Regions from separate parts of the Homo sapiens genome. Here region 2 is linked to region 1. Evidence: read pairs that join two places in POLR2A ChIA-PET (ENCODE). Cell type or tissue: HCT116. All regions are shown on one strand. Links, peaks and the distances in the headings refer to the core of each region. The heading gives the core; the rest is flanking DNA. Region 1 overlaps PRELID3A (PRELI domain containing 3A). Region 2 overlaps SPIRE1 (spire type actin nucleation factor 1).

Evidence for each region. Peaks named below come from ENCODE experiments on the same cell type or tissue, not always from the same donor. Only the 100,000 strongest peaks of a DNase experiment are listed, where the experiment ranks them.
Region 2: POLR2A ChIA-PET joins it to region 1 with 5 read pairs; 5 of 35 experiments call an interaction of 5 or more read pairs at or near these places.

Annotation. Positions count from the first base shown.
Region 1 is chr18:12,415,851-12,418,771 of GRCh38, forward strand. All of the region lies in intron 1 of PRELID3A (PRELI domain containing 3A), which reads left to right. Among named protein-coding and RNA genes, the nearest start is that of PRELID3A, 9.4 kb to the left of the region's middle. RefSeq lists an enhancer at 1-774. In HCT116, for the core only: no CTCF peak of the experiment used is centred there; no DNase peak of the experiment used is centred there.
Region 2 is chr18:12,597,975-12,600,895 of GRCh38, forward strand. The region is part of intron 2 of SPIRE1 (spire type actin nucleation factor 1); the gene reads right to left. Among named protein-coding and RNA genes, the nearest start is that of SPIRE1, 59 kb to the right of the region's middle. In HCT116, for the core only: no CTCF peak of the experiment used is centred there; a DNase peak (open chromatin) is centred at 1,807.

The sequences.
Region 1 (2,921 bases), core at 173-2,672:
GGCAGACCCACCACACACATGGTGTCAGAGCACTTGGGACACGTGTATGTGGGGAGCCATCCATGCTGGGTGGCAGCGGAGGCCTCTTGCCCTTGGGGGATAGGATTCCCCAGAGGTCTCCACGAACAGCAGCAGAGGAGGCTCCTGCCGCCTGGTTGGGGATCTCTGAGTAGGCAGTTCTCTGCTCCTCTTGAAAATAAACTTCAGCACATTCCTCTTCTGCCTCAACCAGGCAGCTGAGAACCCTGACTGATTTCGGCAGGGGCGGGGTGTCCATTTTCAGCTTCTCTGGGTAAACTGCTGCCATTAGTGCCTGTGCCAGTTTGTGTCCACCAGCAGCACTTCCTGTTGTCCTATTTCCTATACCCTTTCCAGTACTCAATATTGCCAGACTTGTCTATTTTTGCCCATTGAAAGCGTGTCAGGCTATTTTTGTTCTTTCTGGGTTTTTGTTGTTGTTGTTGTTGTTTGTTTTTTTAGACAGGCATTTGCTCTGTCACCCAGGCTGGAGTGCAGTGGTACAATCATGGCTTGCTGCAGCCTCGACCTCCGGTCTTAGGTGATCCTCCTGCCTCAACCTCAGCCTCCCAAATAGCTAGTACCACAGGGGTGTGCCACCATGCCTGGTTAATGTTTTCTGTTTTTGTAGAGATGAGGGGTCTTGCTATATTGCCCAGGCTGGGCTTGAGCTCCTAGCATCAAGCAGTCTTCCTGCCTCAGCCTCCCCAAGTGCTGGGATTTACAGGCATGAGCCACTGTGCCCAGACAAGGCTATTTTCTTTTCTTTTCTTTCTTTCTTTTTTTTTTTTTTTTTAGACAGAGTCTCACTCTGTTGCCCAGGGTGGAGTGCAGTGGCATGATCTGGGCTCACTGCAAGCTCCGCCTCCCGGGTTCACGCCATTCTCCTGCCTCAGCCTCCCGAGTAGCTGGGACTACAGACGCCTGCCACCGTGCCCGGCTAATTTTTTGTATTTTTAGTAGAGTCGGGGTTTCACCGTGTTAGCCAGGATGGTCTCGATCTCCTGACCTCGCGATCCACCAGCCTCGGCCTCCCAAAGTACTGGGATTACAGGCACAAACTACAGTACCCAGCCAGACAAGACTATTTTCTTTAACCAAGTGTGTGCTATTGACTTGCTGTGCTTAGACTTTATCATTTTAGAGATGTTGAGATATTTTTATTATGTTTATCATTTTCCTCCATTGTTCTGTTGCTATATGTGTGGTCATCCTGCTGTAATTAGTAAAATTATTTATTATGTGCATATTTTAAGCAGATTGTATTTAGTTTAAATCATCAGCCAGAAAGATGCAAATTTTTTTATTTTTATTTTTATTTTTGAGATGGAGCCTTGCTTCGTTGCTCAGACTGGAGTGCAGTGGCGCGATCTCGGCTCACTGCAACTTCCACCTCCTGGGTTCGAGCAATTCTTCTGCCTCAGTCTCCCGAGTAGCTGGGATTACAGGTGCCTGCCACCATGCCTGGCTAATTTTTGTATTTTTCTTAGAGATGGAGTTTCACTATGTTGGCCAGGCTGGTGTTGAACTCCTGACCTCAAGTGATCTGCCCGCCTCAGCCTCCCACAGTGCTGGGATTACAGGCATGAGCCACTGCATCCAGCCCTAAGATGCAAGAATTTTATATGAAAGAAACATTATTTGAGATAAGCTTAATGCAAAAATCTCTCAATGTTTAGATTATTTTAAGCTTAATGTTAGAAGGCATACCCTGTTCTGCTTAAAGTAATGATTTCTATGGGAATAAGTCTAAGGAACTTAACTGAAAAGCCATCAGACTATTCATTGAGGAGGCTCTCCTGGGTGACTGGGACCCTTTCTGCTTCACATGTATCTCTAGATTCACCTTCCTTACCTAGATCTGGGGTCTGCCATGTCCCTGACAGTTCTTTCCTAAACCTCAGAGAGACGAAAGGGCTCCACTCTGACTGAATTCCTAGAGTGATCAGGACCACCCAGTCTTGGCTTCTTCATCCCTCTCTTCTCTTTATGTTAGCCAGTGGAATGCGTCAGCTTAGTGACACAATTGCATGGTTCAAAAAACTGAACATAAGTGTTCTATTGTTAAGAGAGGATTCCAGGCCAGGCCCTGACAATTTAGAGGCCACCGAATGTAATAGAACAGGTTAGGGAGCTGCGAGACCTGGTTCTCATCTGGGCCCTGCTGCTAACTTTCACCTAGGACAAGAGTGTTTGATGAGGGTAAAGTAAATTACTGATCACTCTGTTATATTGAAAATTGACCTCAAATATGGAAGAAAAAACTTCAGTATCCTCATAATCTTTCATATTTTATTTGGAAATTTCATTTCTACAACTTTATCCTAAGGAAGAATTAGATATGTTGAAAGACTAATGTACACAAATGTTCACTACTGTTATAATTTATCGTGTAAAAGTGAAAGCAATCTACATAACATAACCCACCATAGAGGACTGGTGAAATATACACAGCCACAAGATGACCTAGTGTACAGCTGTTTATAATCATATTCCTGAAAATGGCTTCATGATATAGGAAAATGTTTATCAGCAGTTATAAAAAATGGATGGTAAACCCATATATTGAGTGTAATCCCAGTTTAATTTTTCAAGATGTGTGTGCATGTGCATGTATGTGTGTCTGCATGCATATGTGCACACATGTGAATGTGATGGTGCATAGGTGTGTGCACACATCTGGGCTTGCCTCTGGGCTGTGTCTATACATATGCTGGACAAACCTCTCTGGGCACTTCTGAAGAAATGATGATCTTGTCAGAGAATGTTTGTCCTTGCAGGAGGCTCAGAGGCTTCCTGGGAGAGAGCACACCTTGAAGGAAGGGTGGATTAGGACAATTAGGGCAATAAAGTGACTTGCTAGCAACCCCTTAGCAGTCCGGGGGAAGGTCCATGCTGGACAG
Region 2 (2,921 bases), core at 316-2,815, 180 kb after region 1:
CCAGGGACGCATGTGCAGAGGCGGCAGAGTTCACATACTTTGGATTTTTATACAAGAGACTAGCTTGAGTCACTAACCAGAGGGCACATAATCTTTGACATTTCAAAATTTCGAGATATATGATGTAAGAAAACCATTTACTCCTAATATTTTCTTATGTCTAATATTTGACATAATTACGTCTTCCTAAACATACACATTTTTAAACTAAATTAGAAATGTAAAATTATTATAAGATATCTCAAATCTAAAATTCTTTTTGAATTCTGTCAGAAGAAATGATTCTTTCAAGAACACTCCCTAAATTCCTGGTTATTAAAAACAATATTTTGAATACTGCCTAAGATTTCCTTTAGAGGTCACATAAAAGGCCAAATTACATTTTAATGACTATACAGTAGAAAACTATACTTCTATAACAACTGGCTTTCTGGCAGTATCTGTCCTAACATATTTTTAGCATATGCCACTGTTTACACTGTTTTTTTTTTCCCTAGTAACAGTGAAACTTCACCAGACCAAATTAACTACCAATTTAAGAAAAATTTAAATATTATCAATAAAACCTATTTTAATGACTTCCTTGGATTATTCTCGAGACTTTTCTAACAGGTCCTTACCTTTGATATCACTTAAAACTTACAGAAAAGTCTCAGGAATTAAAATGACTGAAAAGGCAAGGATATCGACTGGCTCAGTGGGAAAGCATGCAGCCCTGATTGTCACTGGCAATCACCTAAAATCTCAAGAGGAAGTGGCTGCTGGATGAAGCACACACTGAGGGCTAGAAGGCGGAAAGACAAAAAGAACCTGAGTATTTGATAAGACTGTGGAGCTCTAAATAAAGCCAACTCTGAAGCCCACCCCTCTGGAGTTCTAGCTTCTGAGCCAATTTTTGTATCACTTTAAGTTTTTTGGCATTTTTTTTGTTTTGATATAATTTTAAACTTACAGAAACGCCTCAAAAATATACAGAAATTATCAGGAATTCCTGTATATCCTTTGACCAGATTTATCAATACCAATGTTTTACCCCATTTGCTTTATTCACATTTTCTTTCACAAACCGCTGGAGAGTAAGTCACAAACTTTATGCCCATCTCTTCTCCAAATATCTACAAATAAGGGCATGTCTTAGATGACCACAATATAATTATAAAAATAAGAAATTTAACATCTAATCCACAGTCTATATTCAAATTTCAACTGTTCCCCAAACATGCTCTTTGTACTATCCTTCCTAACCCAGGCTCATCCATTGCATTTGTTGTCTTATCTCTTTAGCTTTTTTCTTTTTTTGAGACAGAGTCTCATTCTGTCAGCCAGGCTGGAGTGCAGTGGCACAACCATAGCTCACACAACCAAGCTCATAACCTTGAATTCCCAGGCTCAAGTGATTCTCCCACCTCCTGAATAGCTAGGACTACAGGTACGCCCCACTACACCTGGCTAATTTAAAAAAATTTTTTTATAGAGATGGCATCTCGCTATGTTGCCTAGGCTGGTCTCAAACTCCTATCCTCAAGTGATCCTCCCACCTTGACCTCCCAAAGTGCTGGGATTACAGGTGTGAGCCACCACATCCCTCTTTAGTCTCCTTTAATCAAAAACAGTTCTTCAGCCTTTGTCTTTCATTACAATGACACTGGAAGAATACAGGTCAGGTACATGGTTCCTCAGGTATTTGGTTTGTCTCATGTTTCTGCAGGTTATGCACACTTGGCAGAGATACCTGGCAGAGATACATGACCCTTTCAGTGAGTCAGGAGGCACATGGTATGGTTTGTCCTAATACTGGTGATGTCAACTTTTATTACTGTGGCACACAGACTCTAAGACATCCCTGTCCTTGCCACCTCCTGCTGTTCATGCCCTGTGTGACTCCTCCCTTTGAGTCTAGGTGGGACCTGTGAAGTGCTTCTAACTGACAGAATACAGCAAAAGTGATGGGATGTTCACTATTACAAATACATGATTATATTACATAAGACAGCTTCCATCTTGCTGGAGTCTCCTCTCCTTTGCTGGCTGTGAGGGAGCAAGTGGCCACGTTGGGAACCCACATGGCAAAGGAACTGCAGATAGATAGTCTCTACGTGCTGAGGGCATTCTCCAGCCAATGGCCAGCAAAAAAAAAAAAAAAAAATGAAGCCATCAGTTGTACCATCACAAGGAGCTGAATGTGGCCACAAGCACATGAGCAGGAAATGAATCCTTCCCAGACTAAGCCTCCAGATGATGAGCCCCAGCTGACACCTGAATTAGAATCTTAGGAGACCCTGAACAGAGGACCCAGCTAAGCCAGGCCAGACTCCTAACTAACAAAATCTGTGAGATCATAAATTTGTGGCTGTTTTAAGCTTCTAAACGTGTGGTAACATTGTTACACAGCAATACAAAACTAGTTCAGTCACTTAAGGTGGTTCTGCTAGATTACTCCGGTATACTATTTTTGCCTTTGAAATCAACAGGTATTTAACAGTGAACTCTTTTGAAACTGTTAATATCATGGTCCTCATCAAACCTTCATTAACTAGTTTTAACAACCACTGATGATTTTTACCTAAGTCAGCTAATACTATGATGGTTGAAAAAGAACAACATTCCATCCATCATCACTCCTTCTATATTTGTGAGTTGGCACTGTAAGGAAGAACTTTCCTTTCTCCCCATTTATTCACGTATTTAGAGTCTTGTGGATTTTATTATTTTATCAGTTTTATTTGGTAACTAATTTAATACATTATCATTATTCTTTTTTTTTCTGAGGTAGGGTCTCGCTCTGTCACTCAGGGTGGAGTGCAGTGGCGCCGTTTCAGTGAACTGCAGCCTCGACCTCCTGGACTCAAAAGTGTTCCTCCTAAGTCAGCCTCCAGAGTACAAGGACCACAGTGTACGCAACCACACCCAACTAATTTTTG